3 separate regions of the Mus musculus genome follow, and regions 1 and 2 are each linked to region 3. Evidence: chromatin loops called from intact Hi-C (ENCODE). Cell type or tissue: left cerebral cortex. All regions are shown on one strand. Each heading gives the region's core, and the rest is flanking DNA. Links, peaks and the distances in the headings are about the cores only. Region 1 overlaps Mettl24 (methyltransferase like 24). Region 2 overlaps Cdc40 (cell division cycle 40). Region 3 overlaps Ddo (D-aspartate oxidase).

Region 1 (7,249 bases), core at 3,231-5,730, 47 kb before region 3:
CCGCACACTCATGTGAAAACCTTAGTATTGCATAGCTATAATTCTGGCATAGAAAGTCAGAGACACGAGGATCCCAGGAGTTTGTTGGCCAGTCAATCCAGCCAATAGGTCAACACAAGATTTAATGAGAAACACTGTCTTGAAATTGAAGTTAGAGAACAGGGCTAGAGAGATGGCTCAGTGGTTAAGTGCACTTGCTGTTCCTCTAAAGGACCCCAGTTCAATTCCAGGAACCCACCATCCAGCAGCTCACACCTGCCTGAAACCCCAGCTCCAGGGGATCCAATGCATTCTGTCAGCGTCCTCTGGCACGAGACCTGCACATGGTACATATGTACATACAGGCAAAACACTCATACACAGGAATTAAAAATAAATACATCTTTATTTTAAAAATAGCAAAGCAATGAAGCAGGATATCTAATATCAACCCCTGGTCTCCACATGGGGACAAACAATGCCTACACCCCAAAGATACAATTAACAGGTAAATAATTATGAGATAAAAGTAGACACCTACATTACCATATAAACTCACACGTACAGGACAGGGTCTGGGACTAGTAAAAGCAAAGCAAAACAAAAGTAATAACCTATTTCTAGGACTTGGGCCCAAGATTTCCAAAATGGGTCAATCAAAATCATATAAACTGTGAGAAAACAAAAGTCTAAGGAGGAGAACAAAAAAAATATTCCAAGTGGTTAGGGAGCAGTAAGGACTTAGCTGTTTAGAGCCTGTGACTTAGTGACAGTTTCCCTTACTCTAAGAATGGCTTTCAGGACAGGAGATGACCCTGTGGTGTGTTTAAAGCAAGTGGTCAGAGCTGGCCAATTCAAAGTGGACATTAGGGAGCTAGTCCCAGGGTAGAGCAAGGAAAGCCACCTTCTGTTGACCCTTCAGAAATGAGGACAGTAGACTCTGAAAACTGGAGTTTTCTGAACAGCCCCCTCCTCCAAAGGGAAGGACTGAGCTCTTCCTCCCCTCCGGCTCAGTGAGGATTCACCAGCTTTCCCCAACAGGCTTCTTTAATTCTTCTCTCTGTTTGTTTTAAATCAGGCAAGAGTGCAATTTTCTTATTTAAAAACCAAAAACTGGGGCTGGGGAGATGGCTCAGCGGTTAAGAGCACTGACTGTTCTTCCAGAGGTCCTGAGTTCAATTCCCAGCAACCACGCAGTGGGTCATAACCATCTGTAATGGGGTCTGATACCCCCTTCTAGTGTGCCTGAAGACAGCTACAGTGTACGCAATACATTAAATAAATAAATAAACAAATATTAAAAAACAAAAACTGGGTGATTTGTAATTGTTCTTGTTTTTGTTGTAAAACCCAAAGCAGTGCTACCCTGAGTAAATACACTTCCTTATGAGCATCTTCCCCAGTGTCTACTTCTGCCCCCAGGTAATTCACCCATATCTGTTGCTTTCTCACTTTTGGAACAAAATACCAAGAGGCAAGTGAAGGTAGCATTCCTCTCCAACTGACTGATTCAATCTGGCTTCTCTCAGCTTCTCACCGAATTGCCCTGCTTGGTCTCAAACTAACTCTGGTAATTGGTTCTAATCTTCTGGCTTCTTCTCACTCTCTGGTTTCAACTGCCTCTCCTAACCTGCACTGAACTCAAGAATGAACTCAACTCCACTGCACTGCACTGCACTGTCTCCCAACTGACTCTCTCTCCCTGAATTGCTCTTAAATAGCTTTTTTTTTTTCCTGTGCTAGTCTCATGAGAGTTGGGCAATTCCTGTCTCTGATTCATTTGGTCAAATCTTTCTCTGATTTGTCACTTTGCCTCTCAACCAGACATTACTTTCAAACATGGCTGCTTCCTTCTACAAACTAATTTTACCATAATGGTGTGTACTAAAGCTGTGTCTGTACTCCATCAGGGGGATTAAAGGTATGTGGCATGTCTGCATTCCAGCTGGATCACACAGACCCAGGTCACTCAATGTGACCTGCATCAAAACTTTTCTACAGGGCTTAGTGCTGGATCCCACTGGATATCCCATCTAAAGACATTTGCATTATAGTGAAGGTAGGGCTCAGAGGTAGAGCACTAGCAGGTATGAGTTCAGTTTCCACTACTAGAGAAAAAAAATGCTATGTGATTCAAATTCATTGGCTATATTTACCTTCAGGGTAACTAACAGGCTAGCTTGCTATTATTTTAAATTACACATGCCCCTGGATTGTAAGGCTTCTAAAACTCAATTTTCTTTCAATCACTTGATTGGGATAAAAATGCTTGTTGGAGAGTAAATTTTCCCACCCTTCTTTATCAGAAAGCTCCACAGGACACTAATGGGTCCATTGTGACATATCCAGAGGGCCCAGGTGCTGTTTAAAAAGACGCTTATCTCTGCTGGCAGATTGCTGTGCTGAGACTTCATGGTAAATGAAGCAGGCTCCTGTTACTTCCCCTGTATGAGAGAACAAAGAGCCCAACTTCTCAGAGGCAGAAGGCCTGCAAAGGTATCATTGTACAGATGGAAAAACACAAGGGCCCTCCACCCTTGCCAGTCTTCAATTTAATGATGAGGCCCTGATTCTCTTCACAGACTGAAAAAGGAAAACCAATTCCATTCGAGAAAACTAGCAGGTGATTTTTCTCTTTAGAGAAAATGGACTGTGCAGACTATACACAAAAACCCCAAATCCCCACCTCTGGTTGTTGAAAAACAATAGGGCCTCCATTAGCAGTCCTCTGCCCACAGAACACACTCCAAGAAATTAACTGTAGGGTTTGGGTAGAAGCAGAGCCCTTAAGGCACATCAAAATTGTAATAAAAACCCACTTTTTGTAATGAAACTAAGCAACTGCTGTTTTACACCCACAGACTCTCTACTGACTTTGTTTCAAATGGAAATGTTCAGCTTTCTGTGGGAAGTGGGTGAGGGCTGACTCATGCTGATCCCTGCACGTCAGAAGTATGGGTACATATGCACAACCGGAGGGGCTGGACATGACTGCTGAGCTCCAAGATTGTTACAATCAGAAGAGGCAGTGCTTACGCACCATCTGTCATCCGTTCTCATCTCCCGGTGCTCACAGATTAGAACTCTGCATGTGCAAGGAGACTTCATATTTAGAGCTAGTTCTACAGAGCTCGGCAAAGGGGAGGAGAAAGCAAATCACAGGACTATGTCTTCTCTCTGTGTCTCTCCTGCAAGGAGTCTGAAAACAAGAAGGGCTCTTAAGACAATTGGGTAGACCTGGAGGGCACACATGCCAGTTCCCCATCTTCTCGATGACAACTACAGAGTTAGAGAACTAAGAGAAGGGCAAGAAGCCAGACTACATTTGCCATTTGGTCAGAAGAGGAAACAGTTTCCCCTACACACACACACACACCTAAGCACATCCATGCATGCACATGCATATATGTAGGCACATACATACAAACACACACATGCACACATGCACACACATGTATATATGCAGGCACATGCATATGCATATATGCACACACAAGAATCCACATGAAACATGTAAGCACACACACAAACATGTACACATGCACACACATGTATGTATGCAGGCACACGCATATGCATACATGTACACACAAGAATGCACATGAAACATGTAAACACACACACAAACATGCACACACATGTATGTATGTAGGCACACACACAAACCCACACATGCACACATACACACACACACACACACACACACACACACACACACACACACACACCCCTATGCATTCACACACTAAGACATTCATGCAAGCACACTATTCCAAAGGATCTGTAGCATACCAGACAAGTCAGCAGCACATTGCTGGGTTCTGTAGCTTAGTGACTCACAAGTCACTTTTCTTGCCAGGATATTAAATGTCAAGTGACATAGCTCTGAAAAGACATTTCTTCTGGCAGCCTGGTCCTCGGTTAAGTATCACCAGAACAAGTAAGGCCTAGGGGTTAAAAAGCTGCTTCCTTGTAGGTGGACTTCTGACCTGTAAGGGGTACCACGTGCACCCCAAGAGTGCATAAGAAGCCTATATCATAGTGACCACATAAATATTATGTAAAAAAGCCTCCCCCACAAAAGAACTTCATCCATAGGAACCATAGATGCCTATTTAAGAAAGAGAACAACAGCTAACCCCAGACACATACAGGAAACAGAAAGTAAAGACAGACATAAGGGATGTTTCAACACATATGTACTCTGGGAAGTTTATGGACTAAGAGCACTGGTGAGATGCTCACAGGTTAATGTTCAGGGATGGATAGGTTCCAAGATCGTCACGATCAGGAGAGGCAGTGCTTCCTACCATCTTCCATCTGTCCCCACCTCCCAGTGCTCACAGAGTAGAACTCTTTATACACAGGACTTCATATTTAGAGCTAGCTCTATATAGCCTGGCAAAGGGGGATGCGGGAAGAGAGAGCGAATTACAGGAGGACTATCCTCTCTCTCTCTCTCTCTCTCTCTCTCTCTCTCTCTCTCTGTGTGTGTGTGTGTGTGTGTGTGTGTCTGTCTGTCTGTCTGTCTATCTGTGTGTCTGTCTTTCTGTGTGTGTATGTGTGTCCGTCTCTGTATCTGTCTGTCTTTCTCTTTCTCTCTCTGTGTGTGTGCACGTATGCATGTATCTCCAGATTGTTTCCATTAAGAGCAGCATATAAGGTGGTAATATAATTGCTGAATGGTTGTACCTCTCACTCCTGCAACAAAAGCTTGGTGGCAAGAAACACTCTGCAACCCAGGTAAGTGTTTCACACAAGCACTCATCAATCACCCAGAAAGCTGCTCACGGAATGAAATCTGTTCTTCTTTACCCATGTGGAAGCCTCCCAGGGCAAAGGAACCGAAAATCTTGTGAAACTGTTGATCGGTATTCTCAAGCAATTAAAATAAAATAATAAAGTTAAAATACATAAAAGTTCCATGGGTAAATTCCAAATTCTATTTCCTTTTATTAATGGTGCATCACCTTAAATTATACCTTGCTTTGTGTGGCTCAAAAGAAACAAAGTTTATCCCAGGATATAAGATGGTGAACTCCATCCCCATAAATCAGAACACAGATGGAGTAACTGCCCTTTCCAGTTTTGAGGAATATTTTAACTCAGCTGTGAAAGACTGGCAAAGTGAAACAAATCCAAAATCCTGTTTAGGAACTTAGTGAGATGAGATAAATATTCTCATAATGAGTATAAGAATGCTTACTATGAAGTAAGTAAAGTTTATAATCTTATAATTGTAATTACATATATTTATATATGAAATATATAGCTTATATATAAAATATATTTGTAAATTTATAATTTCATTATAAATTTATAATTTCAAAAATCTCATATAAAATAAGTTACTAACTATGGAGAAGATAATCTAAGTAAGGCAAATGTTCCCATGAGAGGCTAATAACAATTTTTTTACAATAGTGATAAGCCTTACTTTTTATAAAGACATTTAGAAACTCAAGAAGTAGCTGTATCCACCTTTCACATGTTAGTGTCTCCGGAGTTTACCATGGTAACCATGGGAAATGAAATCCCTCCCAACGGAGAATACTTTGTTCAGACAAAGCATCCCATCTGAAATGGATTCTCAGGTCTCCGCAGGAACAAAGCAACTCAAACTCACAGAAGGCATTGCTGTCCGTTGCCATCACAGGCTGCAGAGAGATCGGCATGGAGATAGGAGTGGGTTCTCAGTGAACCTTGACCTAAGTGTCTGAAGTAGGAATGGGCAGAAGATTGACAAGATGCAGGTTGGAGCGCAGAGCAGGACCGGGATATGGCAAAAGAATGTAAATACTCTGTAACAGTTTACACTTGAGGAGCAGCTAACGCTTCAGACAACTTAGAGAAAATAAAAGTTGTTACATTGTGTTTCTAGCATGCTAGACACTAACATTTTCCTTTCATCTTCTTTTTAATTTAATTGTAATGACTGAACCCCAGTACTCAGACTCCTGTCCTGTAAGTCACACTCACCCCCAGTTGACCTCATACCATCTCATAGTTTTAATGCTACTTGCGAGCAATAGCCCCAAATTGCTACTTCAGCCTGGACATTGCCTCTAAGCCCCAGATCAATGTGTCTGAATGTCTATTTGGCATTTCCAACTGAATCACTAAAAGATATTTGAAAGTTATCTGGGGTCAGCACATTCTATCTGTAATCTACCAAAGATAAACAGATAACAGAGATAAACCAAGATAGCTGCTTCTCCCCGTAACTTTCCAACATTCCCCATGTTTGCTACATCTCGCCACCTCCATAGCTACCACCTGCCTGCCATTTTCAGACTGATCTCTGTTCCAGCATCCCACAGGGGACAGAGGTGAACTTCCCACAAACACCCCCAGTGACCCCCTGATTCTATGCATTCCAAACCTAAACACTGTGAGGCAGGCTCTAGTCACCAATAACCTGGAAGACAACCCCTTAGGTCTCCTTAAACAGGAGACAGCAGAAACAAAAGTTGTGGAGAATCACTCAGAAAGGGGAGATTATCAAAGACAGAGTGTTCAAGGGTGTCCACAGAGGAACAAAGGAGGCCAGACTCTTAAAAAAAATATCAAATCTCAGTTCAAATGTCTCCTTTGTTCACTTTTTGATCTTTCTTCATAGGTTCAAGGCCTGAATCAAATTGTATGACTTTCCTGAGCCCCAGACACTTTGAATTCAGTTTGTGCTGGCAGCACTTGACCCAGCATCCAGTGGAAGCCCTTGGCAAGGGTTTTGAAAGCTTAGCACAGCATCATGGGAACTGCATGGACACAGTGAGAAGGAGGTGTCTCTTTTAGAGTAACTAGCTAAGTCTTTATATAGGAGGTGCATTTCGGAGACAGAAAAAAGAGCTGTGTGCGTCCCAGAACATAAGAGAATTGCCTGTTAAGCAATGCCATGTGGGAAGACTGAGCGCAGGGCATATAAAAGTGGGGGAAGAAAATCACTGAAAGTAGTGGGGGTGTTAGAGTAGAGGAGCCAAAGGAAGAGCAGGCTGGTAAATGCAGGGGCCAGCTCGCAGGTGGGGGCTGGGTGCTCAGATGCCATCAAGAAAAACCCGACTCCAGGCAGCACAGCCAGCCTTGCTTCGGAGGATGGCACCGCAGTTGGAAGCAAGAGTGGCAGGTGTAAGGATGTGGCAAGCTCATATATCCAATTCCTAATCTTTTCAGTCCTAGGTACCACAGAGCTCCCAAAAGAAGGTGTAAGGTGAGGCTTCAACAACCAGAGGTTTAAACTGACCTACTCAATGAAGTGCGGGAAGTTAACAAG
Region 2 (7,249 bases), core at 2,915-5,414, 200 kb before region 3:
TTTTAAGAACATAGATTTCATGACTATGGTTTATGTTTATTTATGGCTTTCTTTCAACATTTTGTTTTAGTTAAAGAAATGTATGACTATCAAGGCAGGTCCTACCTTCACATACCTCAGGATGTTGGTGTTAATCTACGGTCATCTGTGCCACCTGAAAAATGTTACCTTCCCAAAAAACAAATTCACGTGTGGTCTGGACACACAAAGGTAAGGCAGTTGAGTGTTGTCATTATGCAAGTCAAAGAGAAGCCAGTTCAGAGCTTCAGCTGCTGACACAGGGCAGGCAGGCAGGCAGGCAGGCAGGCAGAGTAGGAGCATCAGAGTCACGATAAATGTGAGGCAGGCTTTGCAGCTTCCAGTCTTCAAGGCCATCCAGGTTGGCCATGCTGTAAGTTTATGGGTCAGTATCCATCCCCCAGACTGTTGCTTGTCCCTTTCCTGCTGCCATCTGCTTCCTCTTGGCACCACACAGTGCGTAATGGGCAGATGGTACCGAGTCTGCTGCTTAGCCTTGGTCACGTTGCTCTGGTTCCCGGGTTATTACATGTCAAAGAGTAGATGTTCCTTGCTGTCAAATCCAAGGTAAAGTTTAAAATAATGCAGAGTGAGATATTTACAAATGTTAGAGGCTGATATATTTTGTCATCTGCACCGTTCCAGCTGTTAATTTCCACATCTTTGCCAAGAACAGGGAACTACAGAAAAGGGAAAGAAATGGGCCATGGAGCCATTTGACTGTCTCAGCATGAGGAAGTGAGAATCTGAGGCCTTCCCTAGCTTATAGTGTCGAGAGAAGACCTCATACAACCCTGATGAAGGCTAGTCTAGAACATGATGGTTGGAATAAAGAAAAATAGCAAATCAGGTTGCTTGTGATCTACTGTCTCTTGGGTGCTTCGGTTTGAAAATGTGATGCCTTTTTTCAGGGTGTCAGCGCCGTCAGGCTCTTTCCTCTTTCTGGACATTTGTTGCTGTCTTGCTCCATGGACTGTAAAATTAAGGTGAGTTCCCTTCACCCTGAGAATGCTGCAGAGCCAGTGCTTTGGTTAAGTCTGTTTGGTTAATCATAAATAAATTTGTGGTTGTTAGGCAATTAGAGGCTAATTATTTTCTATTAAGCCCTATGGATGTAGCTATTGATGGACTGCTTCCAAACTTGTAGATTCCGACATGGCTCTGTGGTCCAATTGGCTAGACTCTTTTTAAAGCTCAGACAGCTGATTAGGATGTAATCCAATCGCTTTGGCATTGGGCACATAAATATTGAATCAGGAATAATGCATTTTTTATGGAGGTTATGGATATGTAACTGAGTGTTTGTTCCTCAGACTGGCTGAGGAAGAAGAGACTATGATGAAAACCCCACACCTAGAGAGTAGACAGTATAATTTCTTTTATCCTTTCCTTTTGAACACTGGGACACCAACCAGCAGTGCCCTTAGCCGTCTCTGTTCTTGGTGCTCTCAGGAAGCGAGCGCCATCTGAACCTTCCTCCCAGACATAGTGAGGCAGGGAAGCGAGCTATCTCTCTTGTCAACCTGATATGAACAGAGCGTCTTTGAAACCTTAAGTTTTAAAGAATAGTTAGTATCATTGTGTCTCTTCTATGTCCAGATCATTGTGGTGGCTCAATAAATACCAATCCTATAGTATTCTTGTGGCTTGGAAGATCAGATCATTAAGGCTTTATCCTTTTTAAATATTGATGAATACTATCAGTATATAAAGCCGCTGCTTTTTTTGTTTGTTTGTTTGGTTGGTTTTTTTTTTTTTTTTTTTTTGGTTTTTTCGAGACAGGGTTTCTCTGTGCAGTCCTGGCTGTCCTGGAACTCACTCTGTAGACCAGGCTGGCCTCGAACTCAGAAATCTACCTGCCTCTGCCTCCCAAGTGCTGGGATTAAAGGCATGTGCCACCACGCCCGGCAAGCCGTTGCTTTTAATAGGAGCAGCCATTTCAGGCATTTGTGACAGAAATGATTTGTCTCTGATTAAAATGGTTTCTCAGAAAATTTCTAATTTTCTCTAACTTTAACTTTATCCATTAAGTTTACAATCTTCCCTAGGGTCAAGGAACAAAACATAAAGTTGAATATAGCGGACATCTATGGATATTAATTTGGAAACTACTATATGCAGAGGGATTATAATATCAAAGGTTTGAAATTCAGACTGTCCCTGGGAACGATCATCTTGATGTAAATCACCGGAAGCCAGGCAGGCACAGGGGCAGGTTCTGTCCTTGGAGAAGCTTGCTGACAGGAAGGCCAAGGAAGGGGCGTGGGGCCGGGAGAGGAGCCCAGTCAGCATGGGTGCTGGAAGGACAGCAGCTCTGTGGCTGTCAGAGCAGAAAGTATATGAGGAAAAACCGACTGCAGTCCTAGGCAAGGGAGCAGGTCCCAGAGGGCCTTGCCTGGCATGGGCAGAACTGAGACCTCTGTCTAGTTAGCATTGGGTGCTCAGAAGTGCTGTCTGTCTTAGAGCACCAGCAACGCTGTCAGGGATGAATGTGAGGGAGGCAAGCGGGCATAGCTTTGAAACCTTTGTATTCATCTGCTTTAGATATGATTAGATTGTGAACCATAGAGTCTATACATGTTACCCAGAAAATATTTTTAAAGACACTTTTCAATATTAAACTGGTACATGGCAGCAGTTCTAATAATATTTAATTGCTTTAAAAATTAGTTTGTTACAAAAAGTAAAAACTGTTCCTCATAGAAGAATACACAAAATATAGAGGAAAAAAATGGTAAGAAAATGAAGGTCCCAGATAAACTGCATGTGTAGCTAAATTGTCTTGAGGCTTTGCTGTAAAAATCTCCTCGAGTGTAAAGAATATGCTTGTACATAACTGCGTCCCAGCTGTGTAACACAGACTGGCAAACTAGGCCGGGTTTAGTAATTAAATCCACTCCACCCACAAAGATGTGTACACACACATAGCTAGCAAATGACTGTTGTTATTTGATAAAAAAAAAAAAAACAAAAAAACTTGTGTTAAGCTTGATATCCCGGGTCTAGAGCTTTGCTCAGGGGCAGAGCGCATTCTTAGTGTACACAAGGTCCAGTTTCTAACACCATAAAGAAAACATTAATATTTTCATGTGTTTTTTATTTTCTCCAGCTATGGGAAGTTTATGGAGACCGGCGCTGTCTGAGAACATTTATTGGTAATATTTCTTTTTCTCACTGCCTATAAATCTGTTTAGGAATGCTTTTGCAAGAAAAATAGCATCAGCAGCAGTAATTTTACTGCCCTGATGTAAAGGAGAGTATGTACAGGCTGAGCTGAGCCGGGAAGGAGTCAATCTCTCTAGACAGGCAAGGAGGGCGAGGAAGGGAGAGAGGTGGAGGCTGAGTGAGCGCCGTGAGATTGTGTGCTGCGCTAGGGACTGCGTGCGTGAGGTAACGATCTGCCAGGGTATAGGGGAGGGACAAATGTGGTTAAAAATAGAAGGGAGGCAGAGTATGGAGAATCATCATGCCACTAATGAAAGAGGCTGCGTCCTGTAATGGCACTGAAGAGCCATTTTTAACAGCCCTTACTAGAAAGTAATGCGATTGGAAGAGAACAAAGATTATGTGGCAGTCTGGAAGATACTCTGATAGACAAGCCTAGAAGGAAGAAAAGAAACCACACAGTTATTTTATTAGTCTCTGTTGAAATGGTGAAAAGAGAAAATGTAATGAGTTCGGTAACAGGATGTGAATGGCACAGAGCAGAAACCCTCGGTGACCCCCAGGTAGCTGTTTAGCAAGGGGAGGGGGGAGGGGGACCTGAGGTTGGACTTGCTGAGTCTGAGCGGCTAGTGAAGCTGTCCTGTAAGTAGTAGCCTTAGGCGAAGCTTTAAAGCCAGGTCAGGAGCTAGCAGCAGAAGTGAGAACCGTGATTGAGAAAGCTCCCTGAAGGTAAGACAGGAACTAAGGAAGGACGGGTGTGCCAGTGGCCTCTCTGGCAAGGCTGTCTATGTCCTTGTCGCTTCTTGTTACTTTTTCCAAATTTAACTGTATCACATTGAAGGGCTGTGGATCACAGTGGCTCTGTTTTTAGATGAAAGTGGGAGTCTGTTCTCCCATGCTGTGCTGCCTGTGTGTGGGTACTCTGTGCAAATAGATACCAAGATACCACACCAGCACACGAGACTTCCAGGGAAACCATTAGCTGTCTCCAGGGGAATCAAATGCCCCGCAGACACAGTGCATTTGATCTCCATTGGCCTCACCTTTCCTGCCAGGACATTCTTCAGAGGGAACTGGAGTTCTAGCTGCTGTGCGGAGGGTCTCCTGGTTGCCATGCGTATTGCCCTGGTGTCTGCTGCCTGACAGGAGTGCTGTGCTAGGGGTGGTTCCAGGAGACAGCCCGGGGTTGACAGTTTGAGCAGTGTACATTTTGTGAGATTATTTGTTTCCTGGTCATAGAGAAAAGATGGGAATTTCTGCCTTGGTTTAAGTGCATTTTACTTTCCTCAGAACTGTGGAAGATGGATTGTGATCAGTGCCCTGAAATTAATTTCGGTTCAGAATAACATCTTTTAGAAAATACAGCTAACACTATAGTTTTGAACTCATTTCTGTGAAATGAAGTAATGAGATCACTGAAGTCCGCAGTACCTGAAGGAGGGCTGCACTCCCTGATCTCGGGTTTGGATCTCTGCTTTTCCTCCCAGCACACTGAGGAAACTGACAGTGCGCCTCCCTCCCAAGCCTCATTAGAACTTCAGGTCTCAGTAAATCCTTGGCTGGGTAGTCATCAGTGTGTGTACTGCATATTAAAAAGATGCCAGGACAAATTAAAAACAAAAACAGACCTTTTCTCTCAGTTCTTACCAAAGCGTTGTGCGGCTCACCCACCTGCAGAACACCTTAAAGGAATAAAAGTGGCTCCTCCCCAGCCTCGTTGTGGGGGGCTTCCTTGAGGGCTCTGTCTAGCTTCCCTTGTGCTGCAGCTCCTCCTCTCTCTCATCTCAGCTTCTGGCTTCACCTCCAGGTCACAGTAAAGCTGTGAGAGACATCTGCTTCAACACTGCAGGAACCCAGTTCCTCAGTGCGGCCTACGACAGGTACCTTAAACTCTGGGACACCGAGACAGGTGAGTGCATCTTACTCTCCCGAGCTGGCATTGCTGTGCACTTCTGTGGTCCCTGGTGAAATGATGCGTCATCCAAACATGCAAACACTGCTTCTCATCGGAAATGAGCTGACAGCACCAGCGTGTTTGTAGACTGGAGCTCATCTGTATAACCAGTGCTCTCCCTAGGACGCACTCCTCTCACCTGGATGGTTACACAGCAAACCCTGAAGGGCAAACAGACTCAATCAGGTGGTTCTGGGTACCATCTGATCGATCTCTGTCCCCCCACATACCCAGTACAGTGCATTGCACAGACCAAAAGCAAGATTTAGTCCAATTGCCCAAATTGATGTTGATGTGAGCTCCTACTTTATGTGATTGGTCCAGTATGGTCCCGTGTGGACCAGGCACTTCTTCAGTGTCCCCAAGGCTAAAAGGTGACCTTCCTATAGCTCTTCAACACTAAGGTGTGCATAAAAGTGCACAAGTGTTCATTGATGTTTTTTAATATAGCAAAGCTATACAAATTTGTTTTAAAGACCACCAAGGTCAAGACATAGAACAGTCCAGCATGCAGTAGGGTTCTTGCACCCTTTCCTACTGTGCACCAATTCCCAGGAGCCACAGTAACTTCTCCGTCACCACAGAGCCTTTGCCAGTTCTTAAATTCATTGTTGATAGAAGCACACCATCTTTTCTCTCTTTCCAACTCATCGCTCACCTTGACACGATGAGCTGCTCGCTCTCTTGGCTTGTACCGGGAGTGCGTTCTGTTCTCAAACTATCCCACTGCAGTGATGTCATTAGGATTTATCTCTATAACTTTTGGGGAAAGTGTGTGTGTGTGTCTTTGTCTGTCCGTGTGTCTGTCCGCTATATTGCCTTGAGGTAGGGTTTCTCACTAAACTGAAAGCTTACCAGTTTTGCAACACTGGCTAGCCAGCAAGCCCCAGAGCTCATGTGTCTCTTTGCCCCCAGCGCTGGGTTTACAGACATGCACAGCCATGCCTGACTGTTGATACGATGCTGGTGATTCAAACACAAGTCCTCACACTTGCACAGAAAACATTCTTACCAACGGAGGCATCTCCCCAGCCCTCTGTGGAAAGTACCGATGTAGTGATTTTAAGAGTCAAGCTGCCCTTCCTCAGAGTTAGTAAGTGAGGGCTACTCACTAGGTTCACGCCGCTGTCACACTCAGGAAGTCAGGCTTATGTTTCTGCTTATTTGACTCTTTGGTCTAGGACAGTGTATATCAAGATTTACAAACCGCAAAGTACCCTACTGCGTCAAGTTCAATCCCGATGAAGATAAGCAAAATCTCTTTGTGGCTGGGATGTCTGATAAGAAGATCGTACAGGTAAGTCTGTCTTTCTGGTGTGTCTGTCTGTCGGGGTCTGTGAGCTTTAGATTGTTGATGTCTGCCCCTCTGAGGGTCCACTCTGGTTGCGCTAAGAAGGTAGCAGTCAGTTCATAACCTTAGAGTGTGAGAGTTTTAGGTTCCGAAGTGCCTTTGGCTGGTTTTCATGAGCGCTCTTACCTCTGTGTGTGCCTTCTCTTGTTGCTGCACAGTGGGACATCCGCAGTGGAGAGATTGTTCAGGAATATGATCGGCATCTGGGGGCTGTCAACACGATTGTTTTTGTTGATGAGAACCGAAGATTCGTGAGTACATCTGATGATAAAAGCCTACGAGTTTGGGAATGGTGAGTTGTCATAAGAAGAAATCTGACTTATGAAACAAGCAATTAAAAAATTATAGCCGAAGCTTGATAATATGCAGCAATTTTCATGTCTTCCAACCAAAGTGTTTTAATTATGTAAATACTGACAATTTGGAAATTGAAATCTAAACATTTATAACTATTATTCACAATCTTTGGAGATTCTCCCAAAAGTACATGGATTTGAACTTGGTTTGCTGCTGCTGTTGTTGTTGTTGTCGTCATTGTTGTTGTTTTGTGGCCATAATTGCTACATTGTCACACCTCACATTGTTTTTCTTTTAGTGAATTATGAATAACTTATTTCACGTGCATTGGTGTAAGGGTGTCAGATCCCCTAGGGTACACGCAGCTGTGGGCTGTGCAAGCGAGCGAGCAAGCGCTGGGGGTTGAACCAGGGTTGTCTGGGAGCGCATCCGTGCTCTTACTGCTGACTCAGCGCCCCAGCCCT
Region 3 (7,249 bases), core at 2,396-4,895:
CCCTTCCCACAATGATGATAATGGACTGAACCCCTGGACTGTAAGCCCCGACGAAGTGCTTTCCTTTATAAGAGTTACCATGGTCATAGTGTCTCTTCAGAGCAATAAAACCCTAAGACACTGAGCAAGCCACGCAGAGCAATCCAGTAAGCAGCACCCATCCATGGCCTCTGCATCAGCTCCTGCCTTGAGTCCTGACTTTCCCTCATGATCATGTTCCTGCCCATGTTCCTTTGACCATGTTTGCTCACAGCAGCAGGAAGCAAGCAAGGACAAAGCGTTTGAACAGAGGAGGCAGAGGCAGGAGAGAGGGTAACGGGAACTGAAAACAACTAGAAGTCCTTCAATGTGTGACACACTGTCAAAGACTAAAAGCAGACAAGGACCAGGAAAAGACTTGGGGAGCGAGCCATCTCCCCTCGCTGTCCCTGCAACCTTGTTAAGCTAGCTTCTTCCGCCATAATGCTGTGAGGCCCTGGTTTCAGCGCATTGTGAAATTGAAAGGAGCAAGTATCAGACTGTGACCCACCACAACTGCTGCGGCTGCTTTCCTAGAAAAACAAGACACTCAAGGGTTGGTCACTATAAAGCACAATCCCAGCTCTGTGACCTGGGGGTAGCCCTGCTTCACACCCTCGTACTGCTTATATTTAACTACAACCATTTGTCTCTTTAAAGGCTTTATGTGGTTGCTCTTTTTAAACGCTATCTTGGCTTTGATTTCTTTTAATAGGCTGTGGGTTCTGTGTGCTAGTCTTTGAACGTTCTGACCTGTGCCCCATCATTCAAATCAGAACTCAGGGTTAATTTTCTAATTCAGGGAGGTAAGTGGACTTCTCAGCCTTGGGGTTCATGTAATTTTCTTAAATTCACTGAACTTGTTTCCTTAATAGCCCAGGGATAAGTGAGTGGCCCGCTCAAAGAGTAGTTAGGTCTATGAGAGGATTCAATAAACGCAAATGTTCTTTTCTATTTCAACAGCCCTCGCTGGGAGCTATGATAAAAGTCCAACATGTTACGGGAGAGGAGCCAGGTGGCGGATGGCTGGGATTTTGGAAGGCCTGGCCAGGCTTGTTGTGCCGAGTCCTTTTGGACTGGATGGAGGAGACTTGCTGTCCATGTCCAGAGGCAGGTCAGCCCGGGCTGTCTGAATGGGCATGCATGATGCTGCCCACCCATCATTATCTATATGAAGCTGCTATTACAGAAGCTAGGGCTGTAAAAACACTCAACTAGTTCCCTCTGGGCCTTTGGCAACTGAGGGAGAGCCCATCCTGTAGAGGGAGCATGCCATGGCTGAGAACCCATGAGGAAAAGGGAGCTGTATTGGCTCAGGGCACTGAGGCAGAAGGAGGGGCTCTGTTGGAGAAATATTGTAGTGAGGACTGGCAGGAGGGAGCAGAGAGCTCTGGATGGGAGAGCAGGGCAGGGTGGAGGGAACAGATCAGTGCAGAGGGCAAGTTCACCCCACAGCACTGCCCGACCGTGCCCTGGAACCCACTCACCTGGACCAACCTATGAGACACATTCTAATTTTTAAATAGGAACTTGATGAAGAGAAAAGGAAGAACAGTAGACATTTGAAAATCATTTAAATTTTATGTGGTTTCTAAGCTGGCAAACATTCCTTTGAGACAGACTATACCTTATTTTGAGAATGTTACCCAAGTAAGCCCCTGCATTGCTAAGCTATAAGGTGAAAACTCCTTTTGCAGATTAAGTCAATGTCAGAGACAAGGTAAAAGACTTGGGGCTATGTCCCTGAAGACTACTTGCCCAGGACTTCTGCAGCTAGAGGAGAGGAAGGAGGCTGGTACCTTGCCCATGCCCAGCCGGCTTCTCAGGTGTAGTCTCCCCTCCCCCAGCCTGAAACCTGCTTGCTCAGGGATGGAGCTTCCCGCTCAATCTTTCTGCCACGCCTACTGCTGGAACCTGCCGCTTTGCTGTTCCGAAACCATCACGTGATCACCCTGCTACTGGATTCCAAGATTATTTGGCGGGAATTGGGCACCTCCCCCTTCCTTTATAACTGAGTGCTGAAATAGTAAAAATTGAACCTTGAGCAGAGAGCTTTGTCTTGGTTCCTTCCTTATGTCGCGCAGCCCAACCCCTCTTCTCTTCCAGGTTTCCAAAATGCCTTTCCAGGCTAGAACCCAGGTTGTGATCTGCTGGCCAGACACAACACTCAGGCAGCGGTGCATCCTACCTCAGAGGATGAGAGCATCCATCCCAATAGAATGGAGGAGGCTGGAGGCCGAGCAAGGCTGCCTGGAATTGGGGCTCAGAGCTGAATGTGGAATGGATCCCGGTAGGAGCGAAGATAATTGAGAGACGTTTGTCCCCTTGCTTTAGCTATCAGACTGTTGAAAATGGACCCCATTTTCCCCCAGGAATCTCATGCTGAGAGAGGAAGGCTGAACCCCAGTGTTAGAGGCTGAGTGTCTCCTGGAAAGAGATTCAGGCAGTCCTGACAACTTGTTAGACCATGTGCAGAAAAGACTGCGGCTGGACACAGCGTGGTACCCAGACCACACCCTGACCGGAGCGCTTCAGTGACACATACCTCTCCCCTCTCTTTAAACCTGATGGTGGGTGTGGTTCTGGAGGGTGGACTGGATTTTGTTAACAATGTGGCTAGACTGAATAACACTCCTTTTTGTTGGTTTGTTTGCTCCACTTTGCTTTTCACCATTGTTTAATTGGCTTGTGGAGAATGGGGCCAAACATGGCTTATTAGAGCTGCCAGGAGCTCTGGCCCAACCATTCAGTATCTGAAGGAAAACATCTCTCTTGGTATGGAGTTAGGTCTCCTCTCACTCGAGAATGAATAGAGGCAACCTTGTTAGGAGTCTCTAAAGTCAATCAGAATGAGTTTTTAGGCATCATAGGAAAACAGGTTTGAAGTGGAGAGGTGAGAAACAGCCACACTGAGGATGAAGAGAGAGCTAAGGATGGCCGGGTGGGACTCAAGGACGATGCGAACTTGTGCGAGTTGTGTTAGGACTGCTCTCTGCATGTGCACTGTTAGTCAGCTTTAAAGCTAACTCGCAGATCTCAACCCAAAGAACAGCACCTTCTCATCAGAGATTTAAAAACAACAAAACAAAAAGTCACTTATGTTCAGTCAGTTTGTTCAGAAACAAGAAGAAGCCTAGTTTAAAGTCTCAGTTGGCAAGTCTTAGAGACTGGTTTCTTCATAGCCTGACATTGCTCCAGAGTTAGAGCTTTAAAATGTATTTTAGGTTGGCAAAGCCGCCAGATGCATATGGTCTAATTCCGTCTTGACGCCATCACTGTCTCTCTGACAATGAGCTGCTGCTATACCCTCTGGGAGTGTCCGTCCACCCCAGCCTGGCCGACTCCATGAATACACACAAATCACTCCAAGCACATCAGACATCGGGTATAAAGCAGCTTCCGGTCCTTTGGACCCTCCACGGAGGGTGTATGGGCGTGGCCCAGGGGTTCTGTAGGCAGGCAGGCCTGAAAGGGAAACAGTCACACTCCCTTAACTTCACAGAAGCGGTGGCGAGGAAGATACAGCCAGGAAGATGCCTCCGAGCAGACGAAGGCCTTAATAAACCTGCAGAGGCCACTGCACCCACCCTGCATCTGTTCCTTACAAAGCTTACCGCCAGTGCCAGGAAAAGCAGGCACCAGCCTCTTTCTGCCTTTTACAGTGTTCTCTCAATTCGTCCTTGCTTACACCCGGGGAAAAACAACAGTGAGCACGTTCAACTGTGTCTGCAGCCTGTGCGGTCTCATATTCCTCTAACGGACACTGGAGGACAGAAGATAGGCTGGGGTGGCGGTCCCTAAGGGATGCTTCAGACAGGCTATGCTCCAGTAGGCCCAGTGTGGGCTGAGCCAGAGGGGCACAGGAGTCTGCTCCACACACAAGAAAAGGCCCTTGCAAGTTGGTCAAGCATAAAGCTGGGACAGCCTGCCCCCTAGGCGACGTGCAGGGTAGGTGTGTATTTCTATATAATCTAGGAAATCACCGGTGTCAGGCAGGGAGAAGAACACAAAGAATGTGAGGAAGTCTCAGGGATTCAATGCCCGCCCAGAAAAACAGCAGAAAAGCCAACAGCGTGGGCAGGGAGGTCAGCGGTGTGATCTGTGTGGGCCACAGGGTAAAGCCTGGCATCCTGGAAGCAATCAGCTGGTCTAAATTACAGGCCTCCAGCGCGGATAGGAAGCACCAGGCCTTCTAGATGCCGTCAAATGCAGGGTGACTCTGCTCCCTTCAGAATAATGTATTTAAGTAGGCTGCCTGGCAGGAGACTTCTTGTCTCTGTGATTCATTTCCTGGGATGGCAAGGAAAAAAAAAAAAAAAACACAGCCAAGTGTGTGACTTTACTGTCCCAAGATATAAAATATTACCTGTATGGGTGATTAAGCCTCTGAGGGCTTTTGAGTATCGGGTTGTTTAGGCAATTTTTGAGAAGGGTATGATGACCTTTGCTGGTTTTGGAAACGAATGAACGATTTAAGTTGTAATAAAATAATAGGCTTTTTCTGGGTTTTGAAGACACTGCTCCAAAGCTCACTGAGAGGAATGTTCCCTTTTGAATCAGGACACAGAAGACCGAGTGCTCACACTGTGGGGGAGAGGCGTAGGAGGCGACAGAACAGGCCCAAGTGTGAGAAGCAGCAGGGATTGTGTGACTGCCCATCTGGGCCTGCCCAGCCCACAGAGTGAGCCCCAGATGTCCAATTCCTTCACTGCCCCACCTCCCTCCAGCCTGAAGGCCTCCCCTTGGGCTGCTATGAGGCCCTGCTCTGTCCCACAATGCCTTTTATGAAAGAAAAGGGGGCAGGTAACCCACGCCATCCCCTATTGGTCATCTGGCCAGATGCCAGGCTCGTTAGTTATACTAAAAAACAAAACAAAAAGAAAACTAATTTCAAAATGCCTCCGGTCCCAAACATTTTAGATTCGGGTTCTTTGCATCACATCCGGCTTTGGGGACTGACAGCGCTTATATTTAACAACCCCACCCATCCCGACCCCCCCCCCCCCCGCAAACATCATGCAATGGCTAAGAAAATCAGCCAGAGATTTGTTGGTGTGTCGCAAACGAAAACACTCTCGCTGTGACTCCTAACAAGCTGGACACAGGATGTGCGGAAGCCAAGCCAAAATGAACTGTCAAAGGCTGAAGGTGTAAAGTACAGGCCTCCGAAAGGTTCTCAGTTTTAATGTTCTCACCCATCACACATTAGCAACAATAAACAGTGAAGCTATTTTTACTGAAGATGAGAAAAAGATTAAACAATAATTCACGATCAATATAAGATTTTTCCAATCATAAGAACTAAAGGTCTGTATTATCCGAATGCCTCCTTTTTTTAATTTTTTTTATTAACTGAGGAAACTAAGATTTTAGTAACTGGTTTTGCTCTGAGGGAATGGCGATGAATGAGACACCAAGTTATCACGAGTGTGCTAAGGATTTAGTCCCTGCCTGGCAAACACTCTCCAGATGCGTTCATAGACCCCTGGCCCTTTGTGAGCAGCAAGACCTTACAAGAAAGTCCCAGAGAGTCTGCTGCGTGAGCTAGGAGGCTGTACAATAATTTATCACCATGTCAAACAGGACAAAACACAGAGACATTTCAACTAACCTTCTCTCCAGCCACGGGAGGTAGGCAGAAGTCTCGCACTTCAGGGTTGTAAAAGCCTGGCCAAACACATACTGAGGGAACCGCTTCAGCTCAGCCTCTGTCATCTTTCGAAATCCCAGCACCACATCAGCCCAGAAAGGCACTTCTTCAGCGGGGACGCTGCGGAATATCTGCCAACTGAAGCACCAGAGGTAGAAAGTGCGCCTTACGTTTTGGTGAAGTTGTGTGTTTTTCATTAACTCCCTAAACTCCATTCAAATACAACTCAATAAGGCATTTAAAAACTTTACTTCCTATAAACACAAAGAGGGACAGCGGAATCCCTCCATTCTCTGATAAGTGAGTAGCTAGATTTCAGACGTTCACAGCTGAAGGCGTCGGGTGTTTATAAAGCACTCTCAAGGCTGGGACTTTACTCGGTGAATAAATCCTAACTAGCACTCAACAGGTCAGATGTTTAACCCCCAGCATGACAGAAAAATAAAAATAAATAGTATGCCTTTTAAAATTTTGTACTTATTAGGCCAGGCAGTGGTGGTCCGTGCCTTGCACTTGGGAGGCAGAGGCAGGTGGATCTCTGTGAGTTCGAGGTCAGCCTGGTCTGCAGAGTGAGTTCCAGAATAGCCAGGATTGCACAGAGAAACCAAACAAAATAAAACAAAACAAACTAGACTTTTTTTTTCTGAAATGTTTTTCCATGATTTCCACTATTTAAATGAGACTGTGTATTTTAGAGGAAAAGTTTTTAATGTTTTTGCACAACTCTTCACATGAAGGAGAAAAGGCAAAGGCAAGGAATCCAAAGCATAGCCTTGGTTTTGAACATGATATCTTATTTAGTAGGATTTTGTTTGTTTTTGAGACAGGATCTCCCCATGAAACTTTGGCTGGCCTGAAACTAACAAGAGTGCTGGGATTAAAGATATGCATCACCAAATCTGGATAATGGAAGGAAACAGGCATGTGACTTTTAAGTCAAGTTCTAGGTCATAAAGTAAGGGGTCACCAAGAGGAGACTATGGAGGGGGTACTGGGGCCACAGCGCAGCTGGGGTGGAGGGTCACCAGTACTGTTGGTCATTAGCAAGAAGCTGGTACCACAGAGGGCATTGCCTGAAACTTTCAAAGAATTAACAACAAAAAGAACAAAACTTTAGATTAAAAAAAAAAAAAAAGCTTGCAACCGGCTGCCTGGAGCTGCTCCATGCCTGGGGACTTGCTAAATCCTGGGCTGTTTCTGTCAGCAATTGACCACTGTCCCTGCTCTAAGCAAGACTCAATCTGAATGTTAAAGACGTGGCTGCTGACATCCCGGAGTTTGTGTCTCTTAAGTACACCAGTTTACTCAGAGAGGAGACCCTGAGAAGGAGGAAGTATGGCTTGGGCAGGGCAAGTCTTTTTCCTTGTCAATGTGCAAACCCTTCCTGGGTTCTGAGGCCCTCCTCCACATGTCACCTCATGTCACCTCCAACAGGGCCCAGGTCTAAAATGTTAATTATCTTGCCAGGTGCCCAGAAGAGCCCTCCTTGATCCTTAGCTCCCCACATCATTAACACTTTTTTTTTTTTTTTTTTTTTTTGGATACAGTGTCTCCCTGACAGACCAGACTGGCCTCAAACTC

What was found. Peaks named below come from ENCODE experiments on the same cell type or tissue, not always from the same donor. Only the 100,000 strongest peaks of a DNase experiment are listed, where the experiment ranks them.
Region 1: it touches region 3 in a loop (5-fold over the local background); 3 of 42 quality-filtered maps call a loop at or near these places.
Region 2: it touches region 3 in a loop (7-fold over the local background); 2 of 42 quality-filtered maps call a loop at or near these places.

What each region holds. Positions count from the first base shown.
Region 1 is chr10:40,684,211-40,691,459 of GRCm38, reverse strand. All of the region lies in intron 1 of Mettl24 (methyltransferase like 24), which reads right to left. Among named protein-coding and RNA genes, the nearest start is that of Mettl24, 4.6 kb to the right of the region's middle. In left cerebral cortex, for the core only: no CTCF peak of the experiment used is centred there; DNase peaks (open chromatin) are centred at 3,888 and 4,235; H3K27ac peaks cover 1,896 bases.
Region 2 is chr10:40,840,885-40,848,133 of GRCm38, reverse strand. It overlaps Cdc40 (cell division cycle 40), which reads left to right. Exons shown (of 15, transcript NM_027879.2): 7 at 71-210; 8 at 930-1,004; 9 at 3,128-3,173; 10 at 4,991-5,092; 11 at 6,319-6,434; 12 at 6,647-6,780. Among named protein-coding and RNA genes, the nearest start is that of Cdc40, 39 kb to the left of the region's middle. In left cerebral cortex, for the core only: no CTCF peak of the experiment used is centred there; DNase peaks (open chromatin) are centred at 3,422 and 4,073; H3K27ac peaks cover 2,092 bases.
Region 3 is chr10:40,635,902-40,643,150 of GRCm38, reverse strand. Ddo (D-aspartate oxidase) reads right to left here. Exons shown (of 5, transcript NM_027442.5): 4 at 5,630-5,806. Among named protein-coding and RNA genes, the nearest start is that of Ddo, 9.5 kb to the right of the region's middle. In left cerebral cortex, for the core only: a CTCF peak has its summit at 3,953; DNase peaks (open chromatin) are centred at 3,480, 3,919, 4,277 and 4,641; H3K27ac peaks cover 2,380 bases.